Regions from separate parts of the Mus musculus genome. Here region 1 is linked to region 2. Evidence: chromatin loops called from intact Hi-C (ENCODE). Cell type or tissue: heart. All regions are shown on one strand. Links, peaks and the distances in the headings refer to the core of each region. The heading gives the core; the rest is flanking DNA.

Region 1 (10,791 bases), core at 3,763-8,762, 54 kb before region 2:
ACACACATCTTCAGATTTATTTCTGTAGTTTGTAGCATTGACTGGGAACAAAGTTACATAATGTACCAAGAAACTTATTTTCACCTCAACTGTGCTTCATGGCACTCTGTACAGTGTCCTATTACAGCATTTATTACTTCATATCATAATCATCTGTTATCTGCAATTATCTTACTGACTGAAAGGTAAACGATACAGGGGCAAAAATGGCCCAGTCTTATCTATCCTTATAGAGTCTGGCTATAGATGATACTATTTCTTAACAATAAGGGAACTTACAAACTAGCCATCTATTATCTTTTCAATGTAAAGTAAGACATACGTGTCAAAAGCAAAAAGTCTAGCTCGACAGATAATCATTGGCAGTAAAACACAGCATCAACAACAAGCAAGCTATCTTGTGAAATCAAGAAGAATCCCCAACTAGAGGAGCTTCATTGTCATCTAGCTATCTCACCCTTTGGAGAGAGCGTTTTAACAACTGAATGATAGAGGTGGCTCCGAAAAGGATAATTCTATCAACTACTTAGAGAAAGGATGGGAATTCAGGGTAAATAACTGCTCGTCACACTGACGAGTCATGCTGTAGAATGTGTACCAAGTTTAATCTAAATGTTTAGTTAAACCTTCTAAATCTCCTGGCCTACATCATGGCCATACGAACACTGCAGGGTAGGACATGTGTTGATACTACTTAGAAATCTTTAGGGCAAAATAAATCTCAAACATGAACACTATGCAGACCTCATATATGAGTTTTACAAGCCTCTTATCACCAATTCATAGGTTAAGTTCAGAATTATAAGGAACATTCTTTAGAGCTCTGACAGCAGTTCCCTTGAGGAATGAGGAGGGGATCATGGTAAAAGTAATTCAAAGCCTAGGTAACAATGTGAAAAGTTAAACCAAATTAGATCACTTAATTTAAAAACACACCTAAATTTTCATAATTCTTCACTGAGAATACATAAGCACCATTTACTCTGTGACTCTCTAGTACAGATGAATATCAACATCTAACATTTACATATATGAATCTGGTACATATAAAATATATCTTGGTCTTCACTGTGGAGTGAAAATTGTATGAATTTCTGTATGTTATATTTCTTTAAAGTCTATACTTTGACTGGTAAGAAAGCTTAAAAGGATTTCTAAAACTTTCCAAGATAGCAATATGGATCTCCAAGCTGTGTTTATTTTGTTGTCATTAGATTTTTGTCAAATCACCTATAGATAAACTAAAGATGAATCTTACTCAAATCTGATAACATATATCTAGAAAACATTTGCTACCCATAACTGCTAAAAACAAAAGTAGTAAGAAAAGGATACATCTATGAAAAATCAGGATTAAAAGTTCAAAAGATTTTGGCAGCATCAGAAACCAAAACACAGCTTATCCTGATGGCATTTGTTATGAGATATTACATGCAAAACACACAAGAGCTAAATCAAAATTCCAGAAACAAAACGTTGGATATCTTGGAAAACATATTCCCTTTACTAAGATCAACTGTGTAGAATGACTCTCCCCAACAGGGAGGATACAGAAGCCAATTCCTTTGACTTAGGATATATGGCTTAGGATGTCAGGGAGGTTGACATCCCTGATTCATTTTACATTGTGGTCTCACCTTTGTTGAAGTAACTTATCGAATTACTTACAGAAGAGTTTCAGAGTAACGGGGAAGACACTGAACTAGAAACGATACAGCTCTATGATGATTCAATTCACAGAATTAGCACAAAGGGAGAAGACACTGTAGATCACAACCATGCTGGTGAACATAAGATTCCATCTTTGGTGTTTTATCTATGAACTCCTGAAATGGCCATCAGTATCCCCTCTCATGTGGAAAGAAAGGCCAATCTCTCTCATGTAGCCCCGGATACTAATTATTTTGTCTGTGTCTCGTGGGCATTTCACTATGCAACATTGCTTTCTGACAAAGTCACATGTCAGTCCAACCTTGGAAAGGACTTTTGGGACAGAACTTTCTTAAGGTATTTGCTTCAGGAGACAATGAATTCGCCATAATGCCACACAAACTATATCATAACCTAGATAATGTTGACATGGGGACTTGTGCACTGAGTGGATTGTCAGAGGCAACAGACCTCAAAGTCTCTAGATCTGTCTTCTTGGGAAGCAAAAAGAAGTTCCCCCGTAACACTGCAGTGAGCACTATGAGGGAAAGTGATTTGAAACTCTCAAGAAACTTGCGATGTACTTAGTAATACAGCACAAGGGTTTGGTAGATTTATACATAGTCCAACCATGCCTTTAAAACTCACTCTATGTCTACTTCTTAATCTGGATAAACCCAAGTTGTTCCACTAACAGAGTGAATAGATTCTTTATCTCTCAAAGAAAGAGAACAAAACAGCAGTGAGTGCCGAAACAACATCTGTTGGTCATTACAAAAATAAATAAATAAATTCATCCTGTGACAGTGGCTTCAAGGCCAAAAGTGATTGGTTCTTTGGCTTTTAACACAATTACCTACCAGAACCACAGGGTGTCAAGTAAACATAGATGAAGTCATTAAGTTGAGGCAGGAACCAAAGTAACACACTTCACCTATTAGTCTTAGGTCATTAAAACAGTGAGAGGTATTGGAAGAATGGCTCAATCCACGTAACTACTAATCAGTGCTCATTTCAGAATGAATTAAGCATTCCAATATTAGGTCATAGAATGTCAGCATTCTAATTATACTAATACTGTCCAGGGGAATCACACTATTGGCCATTTAGACTGATGGACTGATTTTCCTTCAAGGATTATAGGAACTCTTTTAAGAAACCTGAGCAATACTAAGTAATAGAGAACAAAGATTTGTTAGGTTTATACAAAGTCTGTTGTATAATTAAAGTAGCCATATTGTTAACAGATAGTGGTGGGAGCCTGAAGACCACAGAAAATGGTAATTTAGAAAAATTTGCTTTCAATTACTTTGCACCAGTTTCAGGTGTTACCTGTTATTCTTTTGGCCAAAGGACATTTTTGATAAATTACTAACATGCTGGTTTTAATATCTTTTCCAAAAACATGCAGGAAGGAATTTTCTCTGCTAAAGCAAAAAAAAAAAGTCTGAAAGAATTGGCTCAGGTATGTTAGTTAAGTCTAGATATACTATCTTGCATCTTAACTAGCTGCTTGCTTTCTTGTGAAAAACAACTCATTCACATCAGTGGACAGAATAAATGAGCATGCTTCAGGTTGAATCTATTAATATATTAGAACAAAGAAGACGGCATCCGATCAATAGCACTTACACAGCATGAGTGATTTGCTATACATGGTCTATGTGATTGACCTACCTTAAGGTTTTTCATCCTAACAACCAACATTCATGCTTAGTTTATGGATGAGGAAATTGAAGCCTGAAGTCTTGCCCAACTGTACACTGTATTAGGTAGCAGAAGCCCAGGTCTTAGCCACAGGATTGGAGCCCTGGAATCTGCATTCTTACCCATACTCTTTACTTCAACTCTCTGTGAAAAACATTTCAATTTCCTGTTCCTATATTTGTACTGCAGGTGAATTATAAATGATATCCAATGGCTTATGGCTGACACTTAGATGCATGAGATCTCCTGAACAAGAATAATTCCACATTAGTAACTGTAATTGATTTATCCAATGTTAGTTGCTTTCCAACTGAAAATAATATGTGCCTTTGTTTTGTGTGTGTGCAGATGTGGATGTATGACAGTAATTTGCTTTTGAGCCCCCTTTTACAAGGGGCCAGAGTGAAAGTGAATTATACTACATGCTTTATAGAGGTCCTGGATTTCTTTGATTTATTTTTCCCATTTTTAATGATCATTATCGCCATATGAATGATCCTATTTGCATGCAAGATGATTTCTAATGATTATAACTATTTGTAATAGTCTGCATCAGAAAGCCCCCTCGCTAGCTCTTACCTGCTCTGCAAAGGGCCCCAGTGGGCTCTCTGGGAAACACCAAATATCATAAACTGCAGGTGGCTCATAGAATGAATCTAACTGCAAGCAATAGCACTTCATAGTAATGAAAGAGAAGTGTATTTATTTCTTAACTAAGTAGGTAAATAGCCTTCTTTATTGTTAATCCTTGGGGAGCCACACTTTTGAAAATAACATCAAATGGGAGGCTGTCAAACCTCATTGGTTTATAGTCAATTGTTTCAGACGGCTTTGCTTCTGGGGGACGCTGGATCAAGGGTTCATTGTAGCACGCATTAGTGAAAGTATTTTCCAAATTTAAAAAAAAAAGGGGGTATCATATACCAGTGAAGTACTGCATCTGCAAAAGACGACACGCAATAGTGACTTCACATGGGGACAGCGCAGCTGTCTAGGGAACCAGATCATTGCTACCCTTTGCTTTTACTATAGAGGCTTCCTTCCACACATGATGTTAGAAGGCCCTTCAACAAGGGAACCCAGGCACTTCAAAAGTCACAAAAACTTACTTGCTTACAACAGTCAAATGTAAATAAGATTTAAAGGGCAATCCTTCCCCTCAATCAGGAAATTAAGCATATTTTTTAAAGATTTGATTTTGCTCATATTTTAGAGCTAAAAAACCTATGATAGAAAATTATGAAGTTGTTAACTACAAATCAATTACAAGACACCCGTGCATGCATACACACACACACACACACACACACACACACACACAGACACACACACTTATGAAGCTACCGGATGTTATTGCCAATTAAAATATAAAAACATACAGGCCAACTGTAGTCATTTACTCCTCCCAGACCATGCCACAGGGAAGCCCACATGTTGATTTCCAGCCTTTCTCTAGTCTGTATTCCTCTCCACCCCTGGGCTTCTTTTCAATGCTATTGTTACAAGGGTTACTGCTCCTCTTATTTGCATAAGTGATTCTTCAACTACAGACATTTCCCTACCAAAAAAAAAAAAACTCCGGTTCTCCAAAATAGTGCTTTTCACAGAAAGGCTCCCCAAAGGCATACTAAATGAAAGAGAAATGTGAGTTTGTATAAAAGCCAGGAGACTCTTTCACAAATGATTTTTCTTAAAAGCAAATACTAGTATTATTTTTACAGTTTTGCTTCTAAAGAAGAGGACTTGTTTATACCAGATTTCTGAAGAGTAAGATGTCAAGGAGTTAACAATTATATTTATGACATTGGCCCTTTCACTGTGTTCACATATGCAGAGAGCTCCCAGAACGAAGAAAATAGGAGAGGAAACTCTATTTCTACACTTTCTGATATGCAACATAAATATTATTATTCCCCATGTGGAAATTCAACAGGCTTTTGTCTTTACTGCTGTAGCATTTCCTATAAAAATACATTCATTTCTAGGCTCTATTATTTAAATATGACCTGATTCACAGTACACCTAGTTCCAGCTCCTTGATCACAACAATGAAGTGATGGTGTGTGGGCCGCAATGGAGCTGACTTCCTCAGCAGAGAGTGTGCGTGTTTACACGGTGCTTTGCATAAACCATCTTCAAACAAGGTCAGCATTTAGCACACTTCCTTTAGCTGCAAAAGGGTTAACCAGTAAGGTTTGCATTTTGAGAATGTTCTGAATCCTGCTCCTCCCTCTCTGGCTCTGCTGCCAAAAACCATCTGACAGGAAACGGAAGATTAAGTTTGTCCTACCTAGGCGAACAAAGAGTGCTCTGAACGAGCTCCCACTTCACTGCAGAGCGGGAACTTTTCTAATCCCGCTGGAATCTGCAGCGCTGCTCTGAAAGTACCATGGAGAAAGTTGTTCTCTTTCCTCTAACATCTTGTCCCTGGATCATCTCGCTTTGGCCACACTGTCCATCCAAAAGGGTTGACGGGAAAGCTCCAGACATAATCATGTGGAAAATGGACATTATTGATTCCTATGGCCCATTGTTCCCCCATGCTAAGTCCCTGAAGTTCAAGTTCAATCTGGAATTACATCATGTCTGGTTTCTCCTGGTTACCAGACGGCTTGAGACGTGACCACAGCTACAGAAAAAACAAACAGCCTTCTTCACGCTTCGGCTCCCCTATCGATTCAAACGTAAACTTTTTTTCTTTCTCTCAAGTATGCTTCAAGTATGGAGCATGGTTAATTTAGAGATTAAGTTCCAAATTAGATTATCTAATGGCATCTTAATGGATTGCTGACCCATTTCCTGTGGGATGGCAGCATGCAAGTCTGGCTGGAATACAATTAATTTCTTAGGAAGTGTTCTGAAGAGTTTGTCTAGATAAAAAGGAAACGGCCAGTTGGACAAATCTCTCTTTATAAATGGAGAAAGGTAGGCGAAAATGATGTCTCAACACTGCTTCCAATAGCCAGATCAGAGACAGAGACACTGTGTGTGTGTGTGTGTGTGTGTGTGTGTGTGTGTGTGTGTGTGTGTGTGAGCGAGTGAGTGAAAACCATTTCGGATAATCTGAATAAAATACTACCGCCTTCAGTTTTGCTCTCCCAACAGGTGCAAATGATGCTGATGAGGACAGAAAGTCACTGCTTTCACGAGACTATTCAAAGCAAAGGATGACAACAGCAGCTGCCCTGGTACCAAACCCTGCTCAGATGCAACCTTAGATTTCATAATTCTCAGCCTTGAACCAAGGACTCACCTATGCCACCTAGCTTGTCAGCATTTCTATTAGTCCTGGAGTGGTGCTAGGGCCCCAGGATGCTGTATAAAAATGTGAACACTTTAGAGCCAACAGCTGAAAAGAAGATTCAGAGATGGGAATCCAGCTTCCCCTCCTCCCCCCAGCCCCCCAAACACACACACACACACCACCACCACCATCCCAAGGAACTTCAGAAACAACCCAGCTGCCCCGGACTGCAGTTTTGTGTCAAGATAAGAAATCCTGAGCAGGAAATGCTAACCTAGGAGACATGCCAGGATAGTCTAAATAATGCTGAAGTAAACAGTAGCTTAATTCTATAGGAACAGGACTGTCCACATACATGCATCGCATGTGACACTTACCTGTCTACATAAACGTACACGTGTGAATGCAGTTTGCAACCTACTGAAAATTATCTTTAAGTTTTTGGTTTTTAGTCTTTCGATAGAGAACATACATTTTATAAAGAAAAGCAGTGTTTCACAATAACTACTGAGCATGCCATGCACACGGCTGCCCCTTTGCTTTGCCCTCCCCCTGACCAGCCAGATCCAAATAACCTTTACTGGCTGCTAAACTTCTCTTGGGAAATCAAGCAACTCTCTGGAATTGCAGTAATAAACGACAATTTCTTACAAAAACACGTGTAAAGTAATGGCAGGATGAAGCATTCAACTCAAAGAGAGGAACTGGGAACACATGGAACATGGAAAACCACTGATAAAAGTCTCTTTGGTGCCATTCAATTATGGCATCATAAGCAGGAAAAAAAAAATCCTCCCAATTATTTCAGTCAAATCTTCATTTCTTCATTATTTCAGGGGCTGAGCAAATGGTTCGTGTAAACATATCCTTCTGTAACACACTCGTGTTTATTTTAGCCATCTGAAGGCTTCTTCTGTTTATATAAGCCATCAAACACATACAACTACTCACTTGTGGCTTTGCGTTTTCTTAAAGGGGTGGAAGGGCGAGAAGGGAAGAGGAAACGGTCAATCCAGCGTCTCTTTTGCATAAATCACCCATCCAGTGTTTCAAAATAACTTATATTTTTATTATTCTCAGATTGTCCTCCAGCGTTCTTTTTGCATTCGATTACACTGTCCCTTCGTATCTGAGAGTGCCAGAGTCAGGCTAGGGTCTAAAGAGAGCAAGTAACTGTTCTGTGTTCACACCCACACAACTCACGTGTGCAAAAACAACAGAACTTGTGCATGGATGGAAGAGGAAAAGAACAGTTGCAGTGCCTTGCCATCACCTATAGTCCTCCTAGAAGGTGAATCCACCGACAGACAAGGAAGCGAGACCTTCAGCATTTTATTCTGCATCAACCCTACCAAGGAAGCATTTGCTTAGGCGGGAAATGTCACTCTCTCTAGATTTCAGTAAGCCCTTACTTAGCTTTGTGATTGTATATGCCTGCAACACACACAAAGCGGGAGGGGGAGGGAGACTGATTCACACATGCTAAGTTCGAAGCAAGAAAACCCCTGAAGATTGTAACCTAGAAGGTCAGTGGAAGCTTGACCCAAGAGTCAGCTTTGGTGCCGGAGGGGGTTTCTGAGCTGGGGTTGGATGTGGCAGGCAGATAGCTCTCTAGCTCACACAGGATGCACACAGTTCCTGTCATTTCAACCCTCCAAAGAAGCTGCATTTGATAGGGAAGCATGTCGAGGGGGCAAGTGGTCCAGGCAAGAAAGAAAGCAGAGAGGACAAACCAGGTGGCAGCACGCACAATTCCAACAAAAGAAAGCAAATCCAAATGCCTGCTTTGCTCTGGCCTTCCTATGGACAGCAGTGCTCTCAGCCTTCCTAAGGCTGTGACCCCTCTTATACAGTTCCTCATGTTATGTTGCCCCTACCCATAATATTACTTTCACTGCTACTTCATAACTGTAACTTTGCTACTGTAGTGAATTGTAATGTAAATATCTGATATACAGGATATCTGATATGCAACTCCCAAAGGGGTCACAACCCATATAGGTTGTGATCTCCAGTCTCCATGATTACCTTTATGCATAAACATTTGTGCACGTGTGTGTGTGAGTGTGTGTGTGTATAAAACAACAAAAATCAAAGAAAAAGAGGCTATCAATGAGAGTAGAGGACCATGGGGGACTGGAGAGTGGGTAGCTGGGAGAGGCTGGAGGGAAAGAAGGAAAAAGGAAAGTGATCTAGTTCTATTTTAAGTCAAAATATAATCATCAACAACAACAACCATGAGAAAAACAACGAGGAGTTACCACAACAAGCATGAACTATGGCCTGTTCTTTATCTACCATATTAAAGCTCAGTCATTCATGCCTCTGGCTGAAAAATCCGCTCTTTCCCTAATATTGTCCTACTACTAAGATGACTCTACACCTTCGGTTGTCCCAGTCTCTCTTGAAAGTGACAGTGGTACAGGCAGTTAGGATTTGTCTTCTCAGTATTCTATCTAGAAATGAAAATCCATCAAGTTTTAAAAACAACTTCAGGGCACCATTTATAAATCATGTGTAGGCCAACTTGTCCCAAACTCGAGACTCGCCTGCCTCAGCCTCCTCCATGCTGGGACTAAAAGCAAGCTCCACCACATCCTGCAGTCATGTCTGTCTTTGAGAATGGTAGCAAAGCAAAGCAGATTGCTGTCTCATCTGTCCACACTTATTTTGAACTGTGATGTACAGACTCAAAATTGCTGTGAGTGTGACCAAGACAGTACTTAGGACAGCCCCAACCCTGCCCCTGACTCAGTGAGTCCCTGCAGAATGTATAGATACACCTGAAACGCCAACTATGTCCCTTCTTGAAGCGTGGCAAGAAGAGCAGATGCAACCCAGAGAGAACTCCCAGTCTTTGCTGGTCAGTCAGGCCATCTCACATGGTTATCCACTAATTCAATGGAAGATTAGTATCCTCAGAGAAGGAGAATAAATGAAATCAATAAATTCTGGTAGTCCTCCTCCTCGCTGATTCATTATGATCTGAAGCTGCTTGCCCACATCAACTTTCTTGATGAGAATGGGAGCTTCAAGATGAACAGTGCTTCTGCAAGGGCTGTCAGTGACTGTGGTCACTCTTTCCCGTGTGTGGGTTATCTTTTCTTTTGGGGTACACCAAGTTCTGATTCCAGAACTACTCACCCCAAATCACCAAAGTTTCACATCACTTTGGTTTCAATGCACTTCAAAGACACTATCCTATTCTAGATTAACTGAAGACCTGTCAGTAATCTACCTATTACAAAGTTCTGACAGCCAGAATAGCATTTAGAAACATGAGTATCTTCCATTTAATTTGTTGTCCTTGTGAACCTGGGCCATTCTGCTGATAGACAAAGCATGAAGTATAGGACTGTTACTTAATAAACTAATGTAAACATTGTGTTATCAAATCTAATTAAATTAACTTTAAATAGCTTACTAATTCAGACTCAAGCCACTTTCATTCATTTTAATTAAGTATCATTAATTATTGAGACTATTTATATAAGATACTTCTCAAGTTTATCTTCCATTTGTAAGTATATACTATATAGGGTTTTTTTTCTGTACTAATATATATTTCTTGGGGAAGAACAATTGATTTATTTAAAAGATGATATTACTACCAACATAGAAATGGGGAAAGGAAAGTCATATTTGAATAACTTAAGTGTTAAATTAATTAAGTGTTAATGTTAAATTAACTAATGAGTGTAGGGCTGGAGATGGCTGAGCAGTTAAAAGTACGTGTTGCTCTTGTTGGGGACTGTGGTTCAATTCCCAGCACCCACCTAATGGCTCACAACCATCCTTAACTCTAGTTCCAAAGAATCAAATGCCCTCTTCTGACCTCTGCAAGCACCAAGCATACATGTGGTGTTCAGATACACAGGCAGGCAAAACGCTCATATATAAAAAGAATAAATATAACTTTTTAATTAAAACAAACAAACAAAACCAAAATCCAGATAGGCTTTTAGGCTTTATCTGAGTAAATGAATACATCAGACTCCATGAGCCCACAGCAGGTTCCATCACCCACTATGGAATCAAGCATCTCTCTCCTAACTAACATCTCAGCCGCTGGTTTCACACAAACACTAAAAACAGAGGATCACCATCAGGGTGAGGACCACAACTATGTTGGCTCTGTTGTCAGGAAACTCAAGGATTACCTTACGACCTATGTTCATCTCGGTGCTTTA
Region 2 (10,791 bases), core at 3,564-8,563:
AATTGGTTATTTTATTTATTTACATTTCAAATGTTGTCCCCCTTCCCAGTTCCCCCTCTGGAACCCCCTCTCCCCTCCCCTTTGCCTCTATGAGGGTATCACACTTTTTAAGGTTTTTTTTTTTTTTTAATTTGTGTGTATGTATGCTTTGCCCATATGTGTACCATGTGCGTGCCTGGCGTTCATAGAAATCAGAGAATGACACTGTATTCCCTGGAACTGGAGTTTCAGTATGGTTGTGAGTCACCGTATGGATGCTGAGGACAGAACCCAAGTCTTCTATAAGAGCAACAAGTGAACTTCACCTCACGGCCATCTTTACAATTCCCAGCATCACTTTAAAAGTTGCCAAAAGATTAACTAGCAGGATCATATGTCATGCCATAAGACAAAAAACGTCATACTTCATTTCCCCCCCTCCCCCCAATAAAAGACTTTAAAAGGTGACAGTGGTTACACCTGATGCGAGAATATCAAAACAAATGATTCTGGCAAAATTTTGAAGCATGTGTGTTGCCAGCAGAATACCTAGTTGCCTTCTTTACTTGTCTGTCTGACTGCACAAAGGGGGAAAGCACACACAACATCTTTGTCATTACCTGCTCGGTGGAGAAGACAGCGACCTCTGCAGGTTCACACCAGAGTTCATGTCATGATAGTATGGTTGGCTGGGAATTTCTCCGATTGGGAAGTTGACTCCAGTTCCCTGGGTTATGGGTGCTGAGGAATAATTAGTTTTAAAGAAAGATTGTAAGTGATACTCATTGTTACCTCTGTTCAAATATAAAATCCCTATTTTTTTTTTCATGGCTCAGGGCAAGAACTCTCTTTACCTTAAGATTTGATATCCCCTGAATGCTGCAGATAAGACCCAGAAACCTCGTCAAGTCTGAGCATTCCAGACACTCACTCTAGGTCCCTGGACACCACTTTCCCTGGTTACAATCACCCAGTCTTCTTCATTCACTCCCCCATATGATTGGTCACTATATATGCTACTCCCCAGTCTGTAGATGTAGGCAGGGCAGAACAAATAAATTTTCCTTATTACTTAGCACCAAATGAGTGGCTTGCACTGAACTAAATCATTGTTAACTAAATAAATATATAAGGCTTTGACAAATAAAGCTTATTATCTTATGAGAGTTTTGACATCAGCCCTAAAATGAATTTAAAAACATGATGGTTAGCAATGTCTGGTGGCATACACTTGTAATGCCAGCTCAAGGAGTTTGAGGCAGGAGAATAGAGAAGTCAAGGCCAGACTGGACTATATTTAGCAAGGCTGAGGCCAGTCTGATGTACAGAGTAAGACCACGTCTCAAACAAGACAAAATAAACAAACATAAGATCACAGTGTGTATAATTTGATTTAAGAAAATCTTGAATTGTGGCAGAGATAAGTAAAGTTTGTGAGTATGAAATAAAAGCCAAGGTGTTTTACAAATACACATGCAGGCAGGTTTTATAAAGGAATGTTCACTGCACCTTCACTCCATATGTTAGGGTCTCAGGATAAAAAGAGGCTCTCAGTCCAAACCCCCTGTTGCTTATACAGAGTGCGCCTCACTTTCCAAACAACAAAAGGAAAAGGAAAAGGAAAAAGGAAGAAGAGGAAGAAGAAGAAGAAGAAGAAGAAGAAGAAGAAGAAGAAGAAGAAGAAGAAGAAGAAGAAGAAGAAGAAGAAGAAGAAGAAGAAGAAGAAGAAAAAAGAAAAAGCTAGCACGTGTGATTATTAGGGGATAAAGCAGTGGGAGCAGAGGCAGGCCAGAAGCATGTCTTCAGCACATGTCTTCGAATCTATTTCCTCTCCAATCATTTTTTGGTAAAATGGAGTAGTTGGTAAAGATGGAACTGTTCAAAACTGTGCAAAAAGCAGGCACAGACAAATGAACCTCCTCGCTGGAAGTTTATTCTTTAAAATGCTATTGTTTGGAGACTGAAGACATAGTTCCATGGGTAAAGTCCCAGGACAGGATCTGAGTTTGGATCCCCAGCATCTATAGAAAACCAAGGCTGTTCACCTGTAATTCCCATTCTGGGAGCACTCCCTGATCAGAAAAGTTCAATAATAGACGCTACCTCAAAACACAAGGTGAAGGATGAGAGACGATCCCATGTTGGCATATGGCCTCCATATACATGTATGTATACACACATGAATATATGAATGTGTGTGTGTATAAAAGAAGGGAAGGAAAGAAGGAAGAAGGGAGGGAGGGAGAGAGAGAGGGAGGGAGGGAAGGAGGGAGGGAGGGAGGGAGGGAGGGAGGGAGGGAGGGAGGGAGGGAGGGAGGAAAGGAAGGAAGGAAGGGTCAGACAGGTAGGTGCGCAGGCTGAGAATCAGACAGGCTAGTGCCTGTGTCTATCACAAGCAGGCATTGCAATGGATACGAAATATTCTCAAATACATCTGTGTTCAATAAACAAACAGTGCAGTTTGTAGAGCAAACAAAATACTTGAACAAACTTTAAAATACACTGAAAATTTAGATAACAAAAAAAAACTTTTCCAATGAGTAACATAATCAATATATTCTAATATTAATATATATTTGCAGAAGGAAAGGACAGTAATGACATGAATGGAGACAGAGAGAGACAGAGACAGAGACAGAGAGAGACTGGCTGACTGACTATGGAAAAGCCCTATCTGGTAGTAGACTTTGAAGAAGGATCAAGGCACTGAAGGAAGACTTTTCCAAGCTGATGTGACTGTAGTAGTAAAGTCAGGACAGAAACAACATACAATGTGGAGAACTAGGCAGCTGGGGTCAAGGGGCAGAGTGTTGGGAGGCCAACTGAACCCTCAAGCCTTCAGTAGCTCTACTGAAAGTGTTCAGGAGACTTGGTGACTGATTTTAGAGCTCTTCAAGTCCACTCTTTGAGCACACAATCTACCATAGCCTCTCCTAACTGCCTTCAGCTGAATGTATAACTACAAAGGATCACTAATTTTTAAGATTTTTTTTCTCTTCCAAAACTTTTAGTAGCATTAAGGTGTATTTTCTATCAATTTGACTGGATTTAAATATCTGTTGGTCCAAGATCAACTTTAGATGTTCTTAGGAAAGTATAAATAAAAGGCACATGTTTTATTAAAGAGAACTAATCAAGGATTGTGTAGACAGAATCTCTACTAAAATACAGCATCTACACACCCAGGAAGAGCCTCAGCTCTAAAATGGGAGCCCCTGCCTTTTGTTAAGTTGTTCAGATTTTAATCGCTGTGTTTAAATTATTTGATATACTTGAACCTTCTTTATAGAGAAAATATTTTTTATCCTAAGGGTAAAGGCTATTTGAATTATTTAGACAGTTGCAGTACTGATGTATTTTGTAGCCTGAAGTATGCCAGAAGTTTAAAAAATGTAGAATTTCTTTCTTCACATTAACCACGTGCCTTACAATGTATTTGTATAATGGTGGTCTATGAGATATGAGAAGCAAGGTACGCGTTAGAGGCAGGTGGCTGACTGTCTCATAGAATGTGAACAATCTCCTACCTCTTAAAACAAAAATGCCTCTCTTTCAGAGTGGAGTTGGACTCCTGTGGAGTCCAGGTATGTGACCGGTGACAGCAATCTTTTGGTTATATCCTTACCTAATCCAGAAGATGCCAGAAGAGACAAGTTGCCTGAAGTCCCCAATATACATGTGCATTACTCTCTAATAAATATTTTCTTTGTTCTGGCCACTTCAGAAATATGAGTTATTTGACAGTGTATCGATAAAATTGACAGGAACTCTACAGGTTGTATCATTTAGATACATTTTTGTAGTGGCATTAGGATTGCACATTAGTTAGGCAAGTTTCTTTCTAATGGGTATACATTCCTTAATAGTCACTATAGTTTAATAGTAACTACAGTTTACTTAGTCAGAAGCATGCTAGGTATAGTATGCAGTAAAATGGTAATTTAAAAAAAAAAAAACGTCAGGGTCAGGTATGGTGATGGATGTCTTTCATCTAAGCACTCAGGAGGATGCAGGTGGATCCCCATAAACTCAGGGACAACTTGATCTACATATTGAGTCCAGGCCAGTCTGGGCTAGCCCATACTGAAAACTGAAAAACTTAGAATGCATTCTGGCAGTAAATGTGAAGTTATTGAAAAGGTGGTAGTAGTAGTAGTAGTAGTAGTAGTAGTAGTAGTAGTAGTAGTAGTAGTAGTAATACAAATAATAAAAATAAAAAACATGTTTAAAAACTTCAAACAACACACAGATTCCTGAGCAACACGAGAGAATATAAGAAGAGCAAGCCGTCCAGGTCTTCCTGCTTTTAATCCTCTGGAAGAGCCCAAATCAGATATAAACATGACTCTTAGCACCTCTTCTAGACAGAGCTTTAAGAAAGCCAAAAGCTACAAATCTTGGCTATGGTATGCCAATGTTTTTCTAGAAGCCATACACATTAGAACCTGGGTTTCTAAAGGTTAGAGGCCAGAAGCTGTCCTTAACCAACTTTTAAAAAGAAGATAATATCTTTCAACAGTGTGATTCCTGAAATGGAATGGCTTCATTAGCTAATGTCAGCATGGATATTAGTAGGCCACATGACAGTAAAATGCTAGAGGATAGTACCAAGGGCAGGCCATGAATCAAGAAGCCAGTACCTGTAACACACAGCATAAGACTTAACTTATGTGCTGAAGTTTGACTTCATAAACCCCTATTTCATAAACAATGTAGTTCAACTGTGTAAACAAGATTATAGTGTGAATATATTACAACACTTAGGAGAATAGAACTTTCAAGAATCTCAGAGACATCTATTTACATATGCAGGAGAAAGTAAATGTTTGCTGAATAAATTAACTAAGGAATGAATATGGATAATTAATGTACTAATTACAAATCAGGAATGTTTGTTATGACACACAGCTTAAAAACCTCTAAGAAATGACAGTATAAATTAAGAATAAATGAGTGAAACATGTTAAAATTTACCTTGTTTCTGAAATGTTATGAGAAGGTATTTTTAATTTATATTTTATGTTTGAAATTCCCATTTTTTTTTTCAAAATATCATTCTGGGCTCTTGAAGATTCCAAAGTGGCTTTCTTTTCACATACTTGGGCTAGGGCTATCTGTAATGGGGCACTACGTGAATCCTTTCTGATGGACGGCTCTACTGTTCTTATAAGAAGGGACAAAACCCATTATGGGGTTCGTAAAATGGTCTAAGAGGAGGGAATGTTTTCCTGTGCTCTATAGTTTCACAGTTCAGAATCTCTGCTAAAGAACAACTTTGAATACCTGCTTCCTTAGGGGATTTCTGGAAAATCACATGTGGCCTTGAACAATGAACTAGATCATCAGAAGGCTTGTGTGAAGTACATACATACACTAGCGCTTTTGGGATACACATATGTACCTGTCATCCCCGATGCTGCCTTCAGGTAGATGGACCCATGACACTTATATCTACACTGAATCCTGGCAGAAGAGACAAGGTATATAAGGTCTTGAGTGGCCATATATGTCATTCTCCGATAAACATGGGTTTTTGTTGGTTGGTTGGTTGATTGGTTGGTTGGTTGGCTTTTGTTTTGGTTTGGTTTTTTTTTCTGGAAAGCTCACAAATCTGAGTCACTTGAGAAACTATAGTTCAAAAGACAGTCACCTGGCAGCTTAGAGACAAGAGTTCCCAAACAGGAGGACTCTACAGCTGCTTGGCTAGTCTTAAATTCTTAGCTCACTATGTTTGGTCTTTACAGTTGGTTGTGGCCCTCATTCATAAACTCTGGAGTTGATACAAATTAAAAAAAAACAAACAAACAGATTTTGTTGTTGTTTGTTTGAGTTCTAGTTTGAGAAAGGGAATTGTTATATATCCCCAGCTGGCCAGGAATTAGCGATGTAGCCCAGCTGGCTACAAGCTTATTGCAATCCTCCTGCCTCTTGGAGTACTGAGATTACAGAAGTGTGCACATGAGGACTGGTAATAAAGACAAACAAGGACCCTCTGGACTTGCCACTGGATCATCTAAGTGACATCAGTTCTAGATACTTTCTATCGAAGCATGAAGTCAAAACACAGCCCTCAAGGTGACCTGAACAATCTAAATCAAAGACAGGATCAGGAAGAAAACAGTCACCTCCTTTTCTGTCACCAGGGCATTAATACTGGCACCTTGGATGTGTCTGCTCACACTGGCATAAACCAAGAGCTGGTAATCAACAGGGCTTCCCCTTGGCTTAGGTAGTCAGTCAGGTGAGTTTACCCTAGAGAAACCCAATCAAGCTGACCAAGAATGGCACTCAGGTGAGGTGGCTGCTGTAAACAACTGGACATTGTTTGGACTAACAATGCTTTCTATCTATATCGGAGTACAATCTGCAAAGTTAATTTCTGCATCCCTTTACACACTGCATGTGAGTGTGTATTCCTGTACACTTCCAACCCCCACCAAAGCGCCATAACTGAAAAAGCACTTATCTACAGGAAACGTATGTGGGTTATCATAACAACACAGGGTACATTTAATTAATCACACTTCCTTTGATATAAATGCCCATCTATGGTCACAGAGAACTCAAGTGAAGGGATACCAATATGATGACCAATGAGAACAGCCTAAACATGAGCGTTACAGAACACAAGGCTAAATGGAAATGTTTACAAAATCAGGTAATACCTTCGGTTATTTTATTAGAAAATTTAAGATTTTTTTTTCTGAATCATGAATTTTAAAATTCAGATACTTTTAAGTAGTCAGTTTTCACACCATATTTAAGATTTAAAATGTGCAAGATTTTAATGATTCTGTGTACCTGTGTAGAGAGAAAAGTGTTTACTTACTTCTGGATACTCTCACAAGCTCTGATACATTGAAGACTCCGGATTTTACAAAGCTGTCCTCGAGGTACCCTGAAAACAAGCATCAAAGGAAAAGGGTCAGAACACGCAGAGGGTAAAGGTACCAATTAAGTTCTAGAGTTTGTTCTTTAGACTAGAACAACCGCCGGGAATGCTTATTCTGAAGACACGTAAGAGTGGAACCCAAGTACAAGCTTAATCTGTTTTCAAAAATAGGAAATATAAATAACACAGAAAACCCATGGAATTTCCCATTCCTTTTCTAAATCTGTAATTGGTAGGATCCTGTTTGCCATGGAAGACAGGGAGAAGGAAGGCTGGGACACGCTCTGAATGCATCTCATTCTACAACACCTGGAAAGCCAGTCGACCTATTAAAAATGGGGGAGGGGGGAAGGAGCTAGAAAGAAAAGGAAAACCACAACCACATCACAATTAGCACCGCCTTGGAAAAGCTTCAAAGATCTCTCAAAAGCACTATTCTTTCACAAATCCTTCCCTGATTAAAGAACAGTGAGCTGCTGCTACCAGAATTTCCAGCCTTGTTCCAGGGCCATTCAACCAAGGATCAAAACTTGACAAAGAGTGGAGCAGAGACTGAAGGAAAGGCCATCCGTAGACTGCCCGACCTGGGGATCCATCCCACATGCAGACACCAAACCCAGACACTTGCTGATGCCAAGAAGTGCTTGCTGACAGGAGCCTGATACAGCTGTCTCCTGGGAGGCTCTGCCAGATCCTGACCAACACAGATGCTCACAGCCAACCATCCAACTGAGGACAGGGACCACAATGGAGGAGTTAGGAGAAGGACTGAAGGAGCTGAAGGGGCCTTTTCTGACATCAATGGGAGGGGAGGCACTTGGTCTTGTGAAGGCTTGATGCCCCAGTGTAGAGGAATGCTAGGGCAGTGAGGCAGAAGTGGGTGGGAGGGTGGGGAAGCACCCTCATAGAAGCAGGGTAAGGGGGGATGGGATAGGGGGTTTGCAGAGGGGAAACTGGGAAAGGGGATAACATTTGAAATGTAAACAAATAAAATATCCAATTTAACAAAATAAATAAGGTACCATTCATAAAAATAAGATTATGTAAACAAAAATAACAAAACAAAACAAAAAACCCTTGGGACACAGTGAATCCTTCCTTGCACCAAGCTGAATCTCTGAACCTTAAATTTTCTTTGGCAATTTTCAACACTTTCCTTACTCATGCTACTACTGGATTCCACTCATCGTTTTTTTCCCCCTAAAACTAGATGTTGCAAATGCAGTGAAGCACACAGCGAGCATAGGCTCGGTCCAGGACCCCGGGGAAACCCTAGCTTGCTTGGTAGGTCATTGCATGGTGTCCAGAAGTTTTACAATTCTTTTTCCTATCAAGAGTACATGATGAGAGTTGGAAGATCGTGAATAGCTTAAACTACCACAAAGATAACATAGAAGTCTGAAAAGTTCATAACAGAAGTATTTCTAGAACAGAATACCCCAGCGTCTGAGACTCTGTCACTAGATTGCATTTCACACACAGCTTCATAACTGACCAAGAATCAGATTCAGTACAGGGAGGTGACACATGTGTGGAGAGTCACAGGGAACCATCAAGTGAAAGATCTGGGAGGCAAACCCTGGCCTGAGTTTGCCAGCTAAGAGATGGTGGCCATGTGAGTAGACCTTACTTTGTTTCAGGTTTCTTGTCTATAAATGAGAGAATAAAAAAAAGAAGGAGAGAGGAAGAAAGAGAGAGAGAGAGAAAGAAAGAAAGAAAGAAAGAAAGAAAGAAAGAAAGAAAGAAAGAAAGAAAGAAAGAAAGGAAGGAAGGAAGGAAGGAAGGAAGGAAGAAGAAAATCACCCACCTCCTAGTGTTACTATCAATACAAAGAAAGAAACAGCAGTAACCGGGGTAGCACAGGGTAATAAACCACTACCCCAGTGCACAGGAGGAAGAGGCAGAAGATTCTTCAAGTTGTGACAAAGTGAGATCCTGTCCCAAAACAATGATAAACAGTGGTCAGATGTGAGCGAAACAGTGGCAGCTTCCAGCAGAGCCACACCCTGAGCACTGAGCCGTGCATACTAAACGCTAAACAGCCTCTTATGAGTTATAACGTTTTGCTTAGAAAACTCAGCCACCCAGAGTGCCTAAGAATTGATTGCTGCACAGGCATCAGGGATGTGAAGAGCCAAGCATGTGGGAGCGTGGCTTCACACGCAACCTGTTTAGCCTTTTAGAAAAGCCAAAAGAGCAAAAAGGAGGTACAATGTCTCATTTGATGAGAAAGTCTGAGTCTCAAATTTAGTAGCTACTCTGGAAAAATTTATATATATATAAAACAAAATGTCCCTAACTGATATACTTCTATTTTAAGAAACTGAGCAATGAATTCCTCACTATGTTCAATTTGTTTCAGTTGTTTCAGAGATGACTGAGAAACCAACCAGAACTCTAAAAGGTGTTAGACGTCATAAATGCAAAAAAAAAAAAAAAAAAAAAGGAAAAAAGAAGGGGGTAGCATTGATACCATTCTCCTGGATGGGAACAAGAGGTTTTAATGCTCCAGGCCACTGCAGATTGTGTAGTTTGGTTGACCAGCTTATTAAAGATGACTTTGAACGCATTTAATATGTCAAGCAGAAGGGCACCGGTTATTTAACATCTCTGCAGCCAATCACTGTCCTACTCTCTAGCTCATCCTGTTACGTGCTGCTTTCAACTCTACATGTCCTGCTGAATGATAACACACCCTGACATTCTCTGCCCTACCCCCATCCTCTGCTTCCTCTGACCCTGGCTGGCAAACATAATGCAGATCCTCTCTGCTCACATCACACCTACTTAGTCCTGATTTTACACATTACACATTCAGATTTTCCAAGATATTTGTTTTCAAGTATTAAATTCTTTGTTGGATTATCAGTTCCTTTATTTAGGGGAGTGACAAGGTTTTGTTTTTCAGCATATCTCCCTGGGCAACTGACTCATTGCCCTATATATAGAGTAACTACTAAACGAACCCAGGACAGTATTTTAAAATTCAGCTTTTAAAACCAAGGTCTTAAATTAACAGCTTAGTGATCTTATAACAAGATAGCTATAGTTGGCACAAAATCGATGGGTACCTCTGCTGGCTCCATCCCTCCCATGAACTTGTTTGTTGAGGGGTTTGTTGTAGGCATGTCTGTCTATTCTGCAGCACATGGGTCCCAACATAGCTATGAATCTGGCCCAATCCATTTGCAGATGACATGTGAGTGTAAAAAGGCTGGACTTTTGGGAAAAAGGAAACTAACACTTAAGGTCAGATTATAGTTCTGGCTCTGTTGTATTTCTTAATGTGTAACCTTCGGCATATAGTTCAATCAATAACCAAAGGATTCAAACAAGAACATAAAAATGCTTGCAAAAATAGATGTGTGAAAGAGGGCCACTTAAATGGCTAAGTAGATAAAGTCACCTGTCACCAAGCCTGACAACCTGAATCTCATCCAGCACGTGTGTGCGCACACGCGCACGCGCACACACACACACACACACAAACTAATAAATGAATAAGAGAATAAGTGTTGAACATTTCAGCATATTTACATGAGTTATATCATGTGATACACATCTCAGAATGTAGTAGGTCTGACCCTAAGTTGAACTTTTCATTGTAACTATGAGTAGTTATGGCTCTACATGTTCCTAAGTCACACAGATTAAGACAGGTGGTATGGGGACAGCCTGAGCCTAATCACAAGGGAGGAATGAACCACCTCCAGGCAGATTTTTTGCAGCAAGCTAGGCAGTCAAACAGGAGATGATGGGGATTCCTCGGTGGTGAGAACTTGAAATCTACAAGTAAAAATGAAAGCTTTTTTTTCCTCTACCAAACTATGAAAAATAATGGAAATATATCAGAACCCAGATGATAAAATGCAACCCCTTAGCATCCACTGAGCTCTGTTGCTGCATAGCACATCAAGAGA

What was found. Hi-C counts contacts between places; a loop is a spot of excess contacts. Peaks named below come from ENCODE experiments on the same cell type or tissue, not always from the same donor. Only the 100,000 strongest peaks of a DNase experiment are listed, where the experiment ranks them.
Region 1: it touches region 2 in a loop (2.2-fold over the local background); 2 of 42 quality-filtered maps call a loop at or near these places.

What each region holds. Positions count from the first base shown.
Region 1 is chr4:82,298,769-82,309,559 of GRCm38, forward strand. The region is part of intron 11 of Nfib (nuclear factor I/B); the gene reads right to left. Among named protein-coding and RNA genes, the nearest start is that of Nfib, 200 kb to the right of the region's middle. In heart, for the core only: no CTCF peak of the experiment used is centred there; a DNase peak (open chromatin) is centred at 5,713; H3K27ac peaks cover 2,961 bases.
Region 2 is chr4:82,352,924-82,363,714 of GRCm38, forward strand. Nfib (nuclear factor I/B) reads right to left here. Exons shown (of 12, transcript NM_001113209.2): 4 at 6,809-6,877; 5 at 600-720. Among named protein-coding and RNA genes, the nearest start is that of Nfib, 150 kb to the right of the region's middle. In heart, for the core only: no CTCF peak of the experiment used is centred there; DNase peaks (open chromatin) are centred at 6,348 and 7,508.